Linked DNA regions of Homo sapiens: region 1 is linked to region 2. The links are chromatin loops, found by intact Hi-C in ENCODE. Cell type or tissue: ovary. All regions are shown on one strand.

Region 1 (8,000 bases), 410 kb after region 2:
CATTTCCCCATTTCCCCCTTTCTATTGTCCGGAATGCAGATGTATCAGTTACCTTTTGCTGTGTAACAAAAACCTTCCATGTTTAGAGGCTTAAAAATATAAGTTTTTTTTTTTTTTCTGATAGGGTCTTGCTCTGTTGCTCAGGCTGGAGTGCAGTGGTGTGATCACAACTCACTGCCACCTCAATCTCCCAGGCTCAAGTGGTCCTCTCACCTCAGCCTCCTGAGTAGCTGGCATGTGCCACCCCATGCCAGGCTAATTTTGTATTTTCAGTAGAGATGGGGTTTCTCCATGTTGGCCAGGCCGGTCTCAAAATCCTGACCTTGAATGATCTGCCCGCTTCAGCCTCCCAAAGTGCTGGAATTACAGGCATGAGCCACCACACCTGGGCAGAACTACTTCTTTGAATCATGAGCAAGTGGTGTGACAGCTTCTGGATTGCATGACATTTTTCTTTTGCCTCGACCTAGAGCCAAGGGAATGGCCTGTTGTGACCAGGGACCACTGGGACTTCAATCCCCAGAAAGGACTATTCTTTACATGCATCAGTTTGGTTTTGGGGTGTTTTAAGTAACAGAAAACCTGACTCCAACTGGCTTCAACAATAAGGAAATTTATCAAGTCACTTCACACAAGTTCCAGAGGTTGGCAGCATAATTAATAGTTAAGGGGTAGATTCAGCTGTTGCAGGAGAGACACAAAATAACAGTGGCTTCAATGAGCTGGGATTTGAAACCTCCCCTTTCACAACCTGGGTGTAAGCATCTCAGGGCTGGCCTAGGGACTCCCGGGGGACACGGTAGCTTTGCATCAGGGCTGCTGTGGCAGATTACACAAATGGCCCCCGTTCTGCATACCTTCCTGCATGCGTGCTCCTTAGCAATGTCACTCTTTAGATTTTCCCATCAAGGGGTGGAGTCCTTTCCTCACACCTTGAATCTAAGCCAGGCTCGTGACTTGCTTTTTGACCAGTAGCTTGAGTGCTAGTCACCTTGTGCAGAGTTCTGAGCCTCCCCCTCATACTTTCCTTACTCTTGGAACCCTCCCCAACCATCACACGAAAAAGCCAGCCTGCAGGATGATAAGAGCTATGTCTCTAGTAAACATACAAAAATTAGCCGGGCATGGTGGCAGACACCTGTAATCCCAGCTACTTGGGAGACTGAGGCAGGAGAATCGCTTGAACCTGGGAGACAGAGGTTGCAGTGAGGCAAGATCTCATCACTGCACTCCAGGCTGTGTGACTGAGACTCTGTCTCAAAAAAAAAAAAAAAAAGAAAGAAAGAAAAAGAAAATAAAAGAAATGTAAAAGAAAAAAAAAAAAAGCAGCAGCTCTGACTTGCCCTGAGAACTCCACCTCTCAGAGCCTCGGTTGCCCCAAGTCTATAAAATAGAAGCAAGTGTTTCCATCTTCTGGATGAGGAGATTAAATGACACAGTGACTGAGTGCCAGGAAACACAGACGCACCTTAAAAAAATTAACTCCTGTGGGAGGCTGAGCGGGGAGGATTGCTTGAGCCCAGGAATTCGAGACCAGCCTGGGCAACATGATGACACCCCATCTGTACAAGAGATTGGCATGGTGACGCATGCCTGTAGTACTGGCTACGTGGGAGTCTGAGATAGGAGGATCACTTAAGCCTGGGCTGTGGAGGTTGCAATGAGCTGAGATCGTGCCACTGCACTCCAGCCTGGGTGACACAGTGAGTCTCTCTCTCTAACTCTCTCTCTCTCTCTCTGTCACACACACACACACACACAGAAAGAGAGAGAGAGAGAGAGAGAGAGAGAGACCTACCTATTCTGTTGACTAGTGGATCTGATTAAAAATAAATAAACTGGGGAAAGTATTATTTAAAAAAAAAAACTTGAAAGTGATGAGAAATAGTCCTCCCTTTCATTCCAAATCCTCCATTGTTACTTTTTCTCACGAGAAAACTGTTACCAGTTTTTTGTGTATCCAACCCATGCATAAGCACTTTCTTTCTTTCTTTTTTTTTTTTTTTTTTTTTGAGACAGAGTCTTTCTCTGTTGCCTAGGCTGGAGTGCAGCAGTGAGATCTCGGCTCACCGCAGCCTCCGCCTCCCGGGGTTCAAGTGATTCTCCTGCCTCAGCCTCCCGAGTAGCTGGGATTACAGACACCCACCATCATGTCCAGCTAACTTTTGTATTTTTGTAGAGACAGGGTTTCACCATGTTGACCAGGCTGGTCTTGAACTCCTGACCTCAGGTGGTCTGCCCGCCTTGGCTTCCCAAAGTGCCTGGGATTATAGGCGTGAGCCACCGCTCCCAGTGCATAAGCACTTTCAACACAAATAGAGCATGCCATAGCTATGATTCTACATCGTGAGTATTTTCCAAAGAGTATACCTTTGGGACGGCAATACATAAGATATCTAGCACATGACTTTTCAATGGTGGTGGCTAAGTATTCCCTTATATGTATATACTGTGCACGGAAGTAGTGTTCCCTAATCCCCTACTGATGAGTTGCTTTGAATTTGATGCAATGATATTTTTGAAACTTTGAAAATTATTCAATAAAACACACATTCTGAACAATACATAAAGAAAATAGAATGGGGGGAATTTGTTTGATTTATCACTAAGTGAACAACCAGGCAACCCAGCCATAAAACAATGTGGCCACCCCAGGGCTCCCCTCCCACCTCCTCGCCCTCTCAGTCAGTCCTCCATCTCCTTTAAAGATAACTTTTGTTTTGTTTTGTTTTGTTTTGTTTTCTGAGATGGAGTCTCCCTCTGTCATTCAGGCAGGAGTGTAGTGGTGCGATCTCAGCTCACTGCAACCTCCGCCTCCCGGGTTCAAGTGATTCTCCTGCCTCAGCCTCCCTAGTAGCTGGGATTACAGGCATGTGCCACCTCATCTGGCTAATTTTTTTTTTTTTTGTATTTTTAGTAGAGATGGGGTTTCTCTATGCTGGCCAGGCTGGTCTCAAACTCTTGGCCTCAGGTGATCCACCCGCCTCGGCCTCCCAAAGTGCTGGGATTACAGGCGTGAGTCTCCCCACCCTGGCCAATATATTTCAATTAAATATATCAATGCTGATATTTGTCCATCCTCACATTTTGTCGGTCTCTCTCTCCATCTGTCCACGCACTGTAGTACCTCCAGTATGATGAGCAGACAAGACGGGGACATGAGGTCTGGGAAACCCAGGGAGGGAGCCCTCAGCATACCCACTGTGCTGCAAGGGGCACAATGCTCAGAGGTACCTCCCAAAAATGTTGAACTGTGTTAAAGTCGGCGCAGGTAGGACGTCACGATATTTTACCTATTAATTCTTCAGCCTGTATCTTCTAAGAACAAGAGCATTTTCCCTGTAAAATTATAATATTATTATCTCCCTCAAGAACTTTACCATTGGTATTATCTAATAAACAGGCCATATTCAAATTTCCTAACTGTTCCAATAATAAACTTTAGAGCAATTTTTTTTTTTGAGTCAGGTTCTTGCTTTGTTGACCAGGCGGGAGTAGAGTGGCATGGTCATAGCTCCCTGCAGCCTCGAGCAATCCTCCTGCCTCAGCCTCCCAAGTAGCTGGGACGACAGGCATGTGCCATCATGCCCTCATTAAATTTTTTTTTGTAGAGACAGAATCTTGCTATGTTGCCCAGGCTGGTCTTGAATTCCTGGCCTCAAGCAATCTTTCTGCTTCAGCCTCCCGAAGTGTTGAGATTACATGTGTGAGCCGCTGCCCTTGGCATGGAGCATTTTTTAAAAAGCAGGATCCTGCAATGATATTCTCTGCCTCTCCTTGAAAAAAAAAAAAAAAAAAAAGACTATGCATTAGGTCACAAATAAAACATAGGTTGATTCCCCAAAGCAGAGGTAATACAGGCCATATTCAAATTTAGAAATTAATAACAAAAGATGAAAAAAATGCTTCAATTGCCTTGGACATTGCAAAACACCCTTCTAAATAACATCTTGGTTCAACTGTTAATTAAAACTTAAGTTCTACTTCATTTAAAGCACACTACATATAAAAACTTACGGCCAGGCGCGGTGGCTCATACCTGTAATCCCAGCACTTTGGGAGGCTGAGGCAGGCAGATCACCTCTGGTCAGGAGTTCGAGACCAGCCTGGCCAACATGGTGAAACCCCATCTCCACTAAAAATACAAAAATTAGCCAGGTGTGGTGGTGCATGCCTGTAGTCCCAGCTACTCAGGAGGCTGAGGAAGGACAATCACTTGAACCCTGGAGGTAGAGGTTGCAGTGAGCTGAGATTGTGCCACTGCACTCCAGCCTGGGTGACAGAGCAAGACTCTGTCTCAAAAATAAATAAATAAATAAATATTTTTAAAAAATCTTATGAGATGGGGCCAAAGCTGTGCTCAGAGGAAAATCTATAGCTTATTTATTTGTTTTGTTGTTGTTGTTGTTGTTTATTTGAGACAGGGTCTCACTCTGTCACCCAGACTGGAGTATGGTGGCACCATTGCTCACTGTAGCCTCAACCTCCCAGGCTCAAGTGATCCTCCCACCTCAGCCTCCCCAGTATCTCCACCATGCCCAGCTATTTGTTTAATTAATTAATTAATTAATTAATTTATTGGTAGAGATGGGGTCTTGCTATGTTACCAAGGCTGATCTCAAATACCTGAGCTCAAGCCATCGTCCTGCCTTGGCCTCCCAAAGTGTTGAAATTACAGGCGTGAGCCACTGCACTCAGCCTTTAATTTAATTGTAATTAGAAGAGAGAGAGAGAGAGAGAGAGAGAGACAGAGAGAGAGAAAGTCCGAGAGGAAATTAGCAAAGCAAACAATTCAGGAAGAAAAAAAAGCTATAAAATAGTGCACTGAAAGTTGAAAGAAAGCGTTCATAGAGATTAGAGGGAGTTAATTTTAAGTAAAAAATTATGGACAATAGTAAGAAGCTGGTTCTTTGGAAGGAGAAATACTCTTTTCCATGTTCTGTCTCTCTCTCATGTGTGCACACAGGTACACACACACAAAACCAACAATAATATTCTTTTACGTTTGTGTTTGTGTACTTTTGTGAATGCTTCAAGAAGGCAGAAGAGCACAATGGGACACAAGTTGCTTCCACTCTCTGTGCCTCAGTTTCCACCAATGTAAAATGGGGATAATGGCAGTAGCTCCCTGAGAGGGTCCCTGTGAGGATGACTTGCGTTGCCGTGGGTGGGGCGCTTGGCTCCGTGCCTGGCACCGAGGAGGTGCGATGTGTTTGCTGTGATCAGTATCATCCTCTGTTGCATAAATTCCTCCTGGGGAACTGCCGGGTTAGAGGGAGTGTTCGATGTCGCAGACGCCGCCGCGAGCGCTCTGCAAGCCTGTTTCCCACGGCTTCGCCAACGCAGCAACCGCCAAGTCAGCCTCTTTGATCTTTGCCTTCTCAGAGGAGAAAAGTGGGATCCCGGGGAGGTTTTTAATTTGCATTGATTTTCTAATGAATGCGGTTCAGCATTCTTCCAAGGAGGCTCTGCGGTTTTTAGAGCTGGCTGCAGGATCCTCCCTGGGGAGACGTGGTCTTTGCTGGGGCAGAGCCAGGCGCGGTGGTGGAGGTGGGTTTGAGTCTCGGGGAGCGCGCGGGAGCTGGGCACGGCCCCGTGCTTGAGAGGATCTGGCATTTTCCTGGGCAGCCTCGGCGAGAGAGAGTCGTGGAAGGTGAGTTAAGCCTCCGGATTATACTCTGCCAAGCAGGGACTAAAAATTCGTATCCAACAGAATTGCTAAGACAGCTGAAGACTGCGATTCACGCCTTCATCCCTTAAATAATGACAGCTCACAGGTATTGATCGTGACCTAAGTACCAGGCCCTGTCCAGAGCTTTCTAAACATGTGAACTCCCAAAGTCAGCATCACAACCCTGAGGGCGGTGCTGCGATTATTCCCGTTGTACAGAGGAGGAAACTCGAGGCTCAGAGAGGTAAAGTCATTTACCGAAGGTCACACAGCTGGCTGGGTACGGTGGCTCACGCCTGTAATCCCAGCACTTTGGAAGGCTGAGGGGGGCGGATCACCTGAGGTCAGGAGTTCGAGACCAGCCTGGCCAAAGATGAAACCCCCGTCTCTGCTAAAAATACAAACATTAGCCGGGTGTAGTGGTGCATGCCTGTAACGCCAGCTACTCTGGAGGCTGAGGCACGAGAATTGCTTGAACCCGGGAGGCTGAGGCTGCAGTGAGTCGAGATCGTGCCACTGCACTCCAGCCTGGGCGACAGAGTGAGACTCCGTCTTAAAAAAAAAAAAGAAGAAAGTCACAAAGCAAGTAAGTGTAGGATGGGAATTTGACCGGTCTGACTCCATTAACCCATCCAGTTATGTTTACCGAGCGCCTGTCTGGTGAAGGTCACTGTTTTTGGTGTGGGAGAAAGGCAAAGAAGACAAAGATACCTACCTTTGAAGGACTAGCATTCTAGGGAGTAGCACTGACATGCCGGGGGCAGTGGCTAACATTTAAGGGCGAGGGGCTAGCATTTAGGGGGAGTGGATAACTTTAGGAGGCGGGGCTAAAATTCCAAAGGGAGAAACTGATCTTCCAGGGAAAGAAATTGACATTCAGAGGGGAGGGACTAACATCCCAGGGGGAGGAGCTAATATTCCAGGGAGGAGGAGCTAACATTTCAGGAGGAGGGGCTAATATTTTTAGTACAATTATACACTGTTAATCACTACCTCTGTTTCTAACATTTTAGGGTAATTGCATGCTCTTAATCACTACCTCTGATTCTCTCAGGCAATAAAGGAGGGGCCAACCTTTATGAGGGAGGGGGTAATATGCCAAGGGGAGGAACTGACAATCCATGGGAAGAAATGGACATTCTAGGGGGAGGAGCTAACAACGAGGAGGGGCTAACATCGCAGGAGAAAAATTGACATTTAAGAGGGGAGAAGCTAACATCGCAGGAGAGAAATTGACATTTCAGAAGGGAGGAGCTAACATCATAGGAAAGAAATTGACATTTCAGGGGGAGGAGCTAACATTGCAGGGGAGAAATTGACATACAGGAGGAGGGGCTAACATTCAAATAAGGGTGCTAACATTCAGTGGGAGAGGCTAACATTGCAGGGGAGAAACTGACATTTCAGGGCAGGGCTGACACTCTCCATCCTTCAGATTCTACAGCCTCTGCCTCCTTGCTATACCCTGTCCCTACAAGTATTGGCTGAGCTCATAGTAGGTGCAAATCTCTGCCACCCTGGGGATTTGAACATGCCTGAATAGAATGGAGTCTGCCCTCATAGAGCTCGCAGCCTGGGGGCAGACAGTTCTGAACGGAATGATTACACAGAAAGACATTCACCTCCCAGGCAGGAGAGGTAATCACGCGCTCTTAATCACTACCTCCGTTTCTCTCAGGCAATACGGGAGGGGAGGCGGCACCCCCATCGTGGCCTGGTTTGAGATGTTCCCAGCCGTAGGAGACAGACTGTCATCAAGTGTCGGAAAATAGCTGTCATGGGAATCCTCACCTCCTGACACCTTCCCAGCCCCGTGCTCCCGAAACCCTCCCCGCGTGGCTGCAGAGTTGTAGGTTCTGCTCCTGGTGACGGGCAACCCCGTAATCTCCAATGCTCACGGCAGCTCTGCTGGGGCACAGCAGCTCCTGGGGGCCAAGGTCCCAGCCAGGACGTGGATGTCAGGGCCGAGACTGGAATGTAGAACCGTGGGAGTCCAGAGCCCAGGTCCTTCCCCACGAACCACCAGATGTGGTGTGGGTTTCCTGGTTTCCGTTCTTGTTCAAGTGGAATAAAAGGAAAAGGTGGGGGAGTGACAGCCACACCTAATGTCCCCCCACCATGGTGGGGGATTTTTGTCTGTTCCCTTTGCTGCCGTGTCCCCCGTGCCTGGGATGCGCCCAGTGCTGAACGATGCCCCTTTGCACATATACAGTCTCACGCTGATTGATCTGGGTTTACTAAGTGTCAGTGATTCACTCCCTTGAAAATGGGAGCCCCATTTTCAATGTGTGACTCCCATTGTGATCGTAGGTTCTGGGGACCCACAGAG
Region 2 (8,000 bases):
CGCGGTGGCTCACGCCTGTAATCCCAGCACTTTGGGAGGCCGAGGTGAGCGGATCACGAGGTCAGGGGTTCCAGACCAGCCTGGCCAACATGGTGAAACCCCGTCTCTACTAAAAATACAAAAATTAGCTGAGCATGGTGGCGCGAGCCTGTAATCCCAGCTACTTGGGAAGCTGAGGCAGGAGAATCGCTTGAACCCAGGAGGCAGAGGTTTCAGTGAGCTGAGATCATGCCATTGCACTCCAGCCTGGGCAACAGAGTGAGACTCCATCTCAAAAAAAAGAAATCTGGTCTTAAGAGATGTCAGAGTGGAGCCCTTAGGGGTGACAGCCTGGTTTAGAGATCTGGAAAGCTGAGAAAGAAGCTCTAGGGATCCTGGGTGCCAAGTTTGGGGATCACTGAACTGGGAGTCCTAGACTTAAAGGGCAAGAGGCAGAAAATCCCTCCTAAGGTTGGGGTGGTAGATGGGGTCACCATACCGGATCAGTGTGGCCCCGGAAGGCTCCACATTCAGCAGAGGCAGCAGCAGCAGCAGGGGTTGCAGCAGCGGTGGTGGAGACATCGCTGGGGACCTGGGTGTGAACCCAGGTGTCCTGGGGCCTCATTTTCTTTCCCCTGTGACTCCACCCTGTTCATGCCCCACCTCCAGGTTTAGAAGGAGACCAGGACATGAAATCTGTCCGCAGGTGACGCAGTGGGACAAGGATGTTTTTTGAAGATTTGTGCAGAGTATTTTTGTAGGGTTGGCAGAAGTAGCATCCTGTGCTCCTGGTGCTCCTCACTCCCTACTTGGGTGGCAGTGGTGGTGGGGTCTCCTCCACCGTCACCACCTCCCACCCCCCCATCCTTCAGCTGCTGTCAGTTTTACTTTTAACTTTCACATAACTTTTCTGAGACTTATTAACCACAAGTGTTTCCTTGGCCAAGTGGGAGAGACCAGCAGGTATCTGTGAAGGGCCTGGGGGAAGGGAGAAAGGACATGATTAGACACCTGCCCTCACATATGAAGTGGGCCCGCATTTCAGGACCCAGTCTCTTACTGTTTTATTTGTAGGTGAAGTATGTTTCTTGTTGACAACAGATCATTGGGTATTGTTTTTTGTTTGTTTGTTTTTGTTTTTGTTTTTTGGTTTTTTTTTTTTTGAGACCGAGTTTCACTCTTGTTGCCCAGGCTGGGATTACAGGCATGCGCAACCACGCCCCACTAATTTTGTAGTTTTAGTAGAGACAGGGTTTCTCCATGTTGGTCAGGCTGGTCTAGAACTCCCGACCTCAGGTGATCCGCCCGCCTCAGCCTCCTAAAGTGCTGGGATTACAGGCGTGAGCCACTGCACCCAGCTGATTCTCAATTATTTCAATCTCTTTGTTAAATTTATGTGATGGAATCTGAATTCCTTCTGTGTGTTAGCTTGAATTTCTTTGAGTTTCCTCAAAACAGCTATTTTAAATTCTCTGTCGGAAAGGTCACATATCTCTGTTTCTTCAAGGATTGGTCCTTGGTGGCTTATTTGATTTGTTTGGTAAGGTCATTTATTCTGGATGGCCTTGATGCTTATAGATGTTCATTGGTGGCTGGGCATTGATGAGTTATTTATTTATTTATTTATTTATTTATTTATTTATTTATTTAGATGGAGTTTTGCTCTTGTTGCCCAAGCTGCAGTGCAATGGTGTGATCTCAGCTCACTGCAACCTCTGCCTCCCAGGTGCAAGTAATTCTGCCTCAGCCTCCCGAGTAGCTGGGACTACAGGCACCCGATACCACCCTGGCTAAATTTTTTTTTTTTTTTTGAGATGGAGTTTCACTCTTATTGCCTAGGCTGGAGTGTAATGGCGCCATCTTGGCTCACTGCAACCTCTGCCTCCTGAGTTCAAGCGATTGTCCTGTCTCAGCCTCCCAAGTAGCTGGGATTATAGGCGCATGCCAGCTAGTTTTTGTATTTTTAGTAAAGACAGGGTTTCATCATATTGGTCAGGCTGGTCTCGAACTCCTGACCTCAGGTGATCCACCTGCCTCGGCCTCCCAAAGTGCTGGGATTACAGGCATGAGCCACCGCACCCAGCCTACACCCAGCTAATTTTTGTATTTTTAGAAGAGACAGGGTTTCACCATGTTGTCTAGCCTGGTCTCAAACTCCTGACCTCAGGTGATCTTCCTGCTTCAGCCTCCCAAAATGCTGGGATTAGACATGAGCCACCATGCCTGGCCATGTTAGGTATTTATTGTAGTCTTTGCAGACAAGGCTTGTTTGTACCTGTCCTTTTTGGGGAGGCTTTCCAGGTATTCAAAAGTACTTGGGTGTTGTGATCTAAGCCATGTCTGCATTAGGGGGCTCCCCAAGCCCATTAATGCTGTGGTTCTTGCAAACTCATAGAGGTACTATCTTAGTGGTCTTAGATAAGATCCAGAAGATTTATCTGGATTACCAGGCAGAGACTCTTGCTCTCTTCCCTTGCTTTCTCTCAAACAGAGTCAGTCTCTCTCTCTCCCTCTCTCTCTCTCTCTCTCTCTCTCTCTCTCTGTCTCTGTCTCTCTCTCTCTGCTGAGCTACCTGGAGCTGGGAGTGGGGTGACACAAACACCCCATGCCTACTATCACTGGGATTGCGCTGGGTCCTGCCCATGGCCTCCTGTAACCACGACCTACCTGCCTACTGCTTATGTTTGCTCAAGGCCCTTGGGCTCTAAAACTAGCAGGTTCCAAAGGCAGCCATGCTTGCATCCTTCCCTTCAGGGCATCAAGTTACCTCAGGTCCCAGGTGGGTCCAGAGATACAGTCAGTGAGCCAGGGACTGGAGTCAAAACCCTTAGAAATCGGCTGGATGCGGTAACTCATGCCTGTAATCCCAGCACTTTAGGAGGCTGAGGCAGGCGGATCACTTGAGGTCAGGAGTTCGAGGCCAGTCTGGCCAACATGGTGAAACCCTGTCTCTACTAAAAATACAAAAATTAGCCAGGCGTGGTGGTCAGCGCCTGTAATCCCAGCTACTCGGAAGGCCGAGGCAGGAGAATCACTTGAACCTGGGAGGCGGAAGTTGCAGTGAGCCAAGATCGCGCTGCTACACTCCAGTCTGGGCGACAGAGCAAGACTCCCTCTCAAAAAAAAAAAAAAAAAAAAAAGAAACAAAAGAAAGGCTAGGTGCGGTGGGGGTGCGTTTGGGAGGCTGGGGGTGTCATCCCAGCCCTTTGGAAGGCTGAGGCAGGAGGATCGCTTGCGCCTGGGAGTTGGAGACCAGCCTGGGCAACAAAGGGAGACCCTGTCTGTACAAAAAAAATGTAAAAATTATCTGGGCGTAATGGCACACTCCTGTAGTCCCAGCTACTGGGGAAGGTGAGGCTGGAGGATAACTTGAGCCTAGGAGGCTGAAGCTGCAGTGAGCCGTCATCACGCCACTGCACTCCATCCCAGGTGACAGAGTGAGACACTGTCTCAACAGAAATAAATAAATACATAAATAATGGTAAAGATCCACTTTGTGCACTCCTTGCTCTGGGGGATTTTCCTGAAGCAGCCGAACGTGTCCCTGATAACTGTCACCACCCCCCTTTGTTTTCTCAGTCAGAGCACTCGATCTGGGCCCCTTCAACTCGCCCCGCACGCTTTCCGTCTGCAGCACCCCATCCAACTGCACCCAAGCGCCCTTAAGTAGTTTGAGAGGCCGTGCCTGCAAATTCCCAATTGGCCACAAGGTGGAGGTGTGGGCCTGTTTTCCCAGCCAAGATTCCCCAGCCGCCACCCGTTTCTAGAGCTGGACCCCTGGAACACCAGGCTCTCTCCAGCTTTCCTGCTTCCGCCCTAGCAGTTCCCACCGCCTGGAATGCCGACTTGCTCGCTCTCTGCACCCCACGGGAAAAGGAGCAGAACAGGCTTCCTCCCTGACTCCCCTGCCCAAGCGTACTGGGAGATCTCCTGCCGAACACGGCCCGGCCAATGGGACCTGGATCTCCCCATGTCTTGTCTCTCAGGGGGTTGTGACCGAGTGGGCCTCCACCATCAGAGGAGCACAGTTTCCAGAATCGCCCAACACAATCTTTCCCGAATCCCCTCAGGAAGTGATTAGGTAAAGGATTGCCAGATTTTTAAACCCGTCATTTTATTTACTAACCTTGTAAGAAAGGAATTATCGCCCACATTTTACCGGGTTGGGGAGGGGCTGCTGCGGTGCAGCAAGATTAAGAGGAGGCAGCCCAGGTGCACTTGGAGGGGAATTGAACCTGGTTCTTGAAGCTGCAGACACCAAGTAATCAGCCCAGATGCCTCGCATCGTCTTTGCCAGGATTACTTTTGCCCCTGTTCCATTGGTGGGAATCTGTCACGTGGTTGCTCCTGGCTGCAAGGACGACCCGGAAATGTAGTCCAGTTGTGTGTCCAAGAGTGGGGGACCCTTTGGGTGACTCTCAGGCACTGTGGGCCACATCAGACCCCACAAGGCCTCAAGTTCGGACCTGCGTTCCCTCTATGATCTTATATCGCACCTTCCCGAGGTCTCGCATTAGTGTTTTTTTTTTTTTTTTTTTTTTTTTTTTGAGGCAGAATCTCGCTCTGTTCAGGCTGGAGTGCAGTGGCTGTGATCTCGGCTCACTGCAACCTCCGAACCCCCAGGTTCAAGCGATTCTCCTGCCAATTTTTGTAATTTTAGTAGGGACGGAGTTTTGCCATGTTGGCCATGCTGGTCTCGAACTCCTGACCTCAGGTGATCTGCCCGCCTTGGCCTCCCAAAGTGTTGGGATTACAGGCATGAGCCACTGCACCTGGCCTACTCAAAATATTAAACATAGGCCGGGCATGGTGGCTTACACGTGTCATCCCAGCACGTTGGCAGGCTGAGGTGGGAGGATTGCTTGAGCCCAGGAGTTCCAGACCAGCCTGGGGAACATAGTGAGTCTGTCTCTACAAAAGAATTACCTGGGCTTGCTAGCGCATGCTTGTAGTCCCAGCTACTCTGGAGACTGAGATGGCAGGATCACTTAGCCCAGGAGGTCGTGGCTGCAGTGAGCTGTGACTACGCCACCCCACTCCAGCCTAGGTAGCAGAGTGAGACACTGTCTCAAAACAAAACAAAACAAAAAGTTAAACATAGAGTTACTGCATGACCCAGCAATCCCACTCCAAGGTGAAATGAAACATATGTCTACACAAAAACTTGTACATGAATGTTCATAGCAGCGTTGCAGCCAAGAATAGAAACATCCCACCTGTCCATTAACTGGCGAATGGGTAGGTAAAAGGTGGTATATCCATACCATGGACTATTACTGTGCCATAAACAGAAATGAAGTACTGATACATTCTACAAAGTAGATGAACCTAGAAAACGTTATGCCCAGTGAGAGATGCCAGTCACAAAGAGCTACATATTCCAACGATCCATTTATAGGAAATGTCTAGAATAGGAAAATTCCATAAAGTCATATAATTTTTTCTTTTTTTGAAACAGAGCCTTGCTTTGTCACCCAGGCTGGAGAGCAGTGGTACCATTATGGCTCACTGCAACCTCAACCTCCTGGGCACAAGTGATCCTCCCATCTCAGCCTCCTGAGTAGCTGGGACAAGAGGCATTCGCTACCCTGCATGGCTTAGTTTTTAATTTTTTGTAGAGATGGGGGTGGGGGTGTCTCCCTATGTTGCCCAGATTGGTCTCAAACTCCTGGGCTCAAACAATCCTCCAGCATTGGCCTCCCGAAGTGCTGGGGTTACAGGCATGAGCCACCTCACTCAGCCAGATATAGATTAATGGCTGCCTCAAGCTGGAAGAAAAGGGTGGGAGAATTGGGTATAACTGTTTTTTGTTTGTTTGAGATGGAGTCTAGGTCTGTTGCCAGGCTGGAGGGTAGTGGCGTGATCTAGGCTCACTGCAACCTCTGCCTCCTGGGTTCAAGCGATTCTCCTGCCTCAGCCTCCTGAGTAGCTGGGATTTCAGGTGCCTGCCACCATACTCGGCTAATTTTTGTATTTTTGTAGCGACGGGGTTTCGCCTTGTTGGCTAGGATGGTCTCAATCTCTTGACCTTGTGATCTGCCCTCCTTGGCCTTCCAAAGTGCTGGGATTACAGGTGTGAGCCACCGTGGCCAACGGGTATATCTGCTTATGGGAATGGGGTTTCTTTGTGGACTGACCAAAATGTTCTAAAATTGGTTATGGTGGTGGTTGCACAACCCGTGAACTTGCTAAAAACCATTAAATTGTACTTGAAAGTGCTGAATTGTTTGGTGTGTGAACCAAATCTCAATAAAGCTATTACCAAAAAAATTAGAGAATATTGGGTTACTTACAAATGAGAACCTTGGTCCACAGCTACCTTCAGACAACAAAACTGCCAGTGACCGAGTGCTTCTGTATGCCAGGCACTGCGCTTCCGGGATCCTCATACCCTTCATAAGAAATAAGAACAAGAGGCCGGGCACGGCAGCACACGCCTGTAATTCCTGCACTTTGAGAGGCCGAGGTGGGTGGATTGCCTGAGGTCGGGAGTTCGAGACCAGCCTGGCCAACATGATGAAACCCTGTCTCTATTAAAAATACAAAAAATTAGCCGGGCGTGGTGGCAGGTGCCTGTAGTCCCAGCTAGTCAGGAGGCTGAGGCAGGAGAATGGCGTGAACCCGGCAGGCAGAGGTTGCAGTGAGCCGAGATCACGCCACTGTACTAGAGTAAACTCTGTCTCAAATAAATAAATAAATAAATAAATAAGAACAAAGCCGGGCGTGGTGGCTCATGCCTGTAATCCCAGCACTTTGGGAGGCTGAGATGAGTGGATCACTTGATGTCAGGAGTTTGAAACCAGCCTGCCCAACATGGTGAAACCCCGTCTCTACTAAAAACACAAAAATTAGCCGGGCATGGTGGTGCGCACCCGTGATCCCAGCTACTCAGGAGGCTGAGGCAGGAGAATAACTTGAACCCGGGAGGCAGAAGTTGCAGTGAACCAAGATTGGGCCACTGCACTCTAGCCTGGGTGACAAGAGCAAAACTCAAAGAAAAAAGGAAGAACGATTTATCCTATTTACCAGTAGGTCAACCGAGACTGAGTGCAATGTGACTCGTCCCAAAAGTGTTGTAATTCCTCTTCAGCCTATTTCAGGACTCTTGCACTTTTCTAACAGTGGAAACTTAGAACTACTTTAACAGCCACAAGAATCAATACAGGCTGGATGAGAGGCTCATGCCTGTAATCCCGGCACCTTGGGAGGCCAAGGTGGGCAGATCGCCTGAGTCCATGAGTTCAAGAACAGCCTAGGCAACGTGGCGAAACCCCATCTCTAACAAAAATGTAAAAACTTAGCTGGGTGTGGTGGCTCATGCCTGCGGTCCCACATACTCTGGAGGCTGAGGTGGGAGGATCACCTGAGCCCAGGAGGTCAGGGCTGCAATAAGCCAAGATGGCACCACTGCACTCCAGCCTGGGCGACAGAGTGAGATCTTATCTTAAAAAAATAAATAAATAAATAAATAAATATAAATACAGTTCCACCATATCAGGCACCTCATTTGAAACCCACCCTGTTTATGCTTTTACCTCATTTAGTCATAAGAGTAAGGCAACAAGGTCATACTCTTGATCCCGGTGGGCTAGGGGAAGTCCCCATATGCTGGTGTGGGACCTCCACCCCAGCCAATGTCCAGGCTCTTGACACCATCTCGGGAAGGAACTTGAGGACAAGTGGGAAAATACTGAAAGTACAAAGATGTATTGCAAAGTGAAAAGTACACACTCAACAAAGAGGAGTACAGGTGGACTCCAGAGAGAGTCTCCTGCAGGGGGGGTTTGGGGCTGCTACCTTAATGGGTTTCTCTCTTTTTGTTTTGAGACAGTCTTGCTCTGTCCCCAGGCTGGAGTGCAGTGGCACGATCTTGGCTCACTGCAACCTCCGCCTCACGGGTTCCAGCGATTCTCCTGCCTCAGTCTCCTGAGTAGCTGGGACTACAGGTATGTACTATGGATTTCTTTAATCAAGGAGTGGAATATTCATGAAGATTCCTAGAAAAAGGAGATTTTTGAGAA

The links. Hi-C counts contacts between places; a loop is a spot of excess contacts. Peaks named below come from ENCODE experiments on the same cell type or tissue, not always from the same donor. Only the 100,000 strongest peaks of a DNase experiment are listed, where the experiment ranks them.
Region 1: a loop joins it to region 2, with 7 times the contacts of the local background. A loop is called at or near these places in 86 of 110 quality-filtered maps.

What each region holds. Positions count from the first base shown.
Region 1 is chr19:50,772,691-50,780,690 of GRCh38, forward strand. No RefSeq gene overlaps it. Among named protein-coding and RNA genes, the nearest start is that of GPR32, 6.2 kb to the left of the region's middle. RefSeq lists an enhancer at 4,923-5,747. In ovary, no CTCF peak of the experiment used is centred here; no DNase peak of the experiment used is centred here.
Region 2 is chr19:50,365,061-50,373,060 of GRCh38, forward strand. NAPSA (napsin A aspartic peptidase) reads right to left here and starts at 579. Exons shown (of 9, transcript NM_004851.3): 1 at 479-579. The coding sequence starts at 561. It overlaps LOC105372437 (a long non-coding RNA gene), which reads left to right. Exons shown (of 4, transcript XR_007067299.1): 4 at 7,811-8,000. RefSeq lists enhancers at 780-929, 3,723-3,782. In ovary, a CTCF peak has its summit at 3,700 (motif pointing right); DNase peaks (open chromatin) are centred at 3,691 and 4,291; H3K4me3 peaks cover 851 bases; H3K27ac peaks cover 594 bases.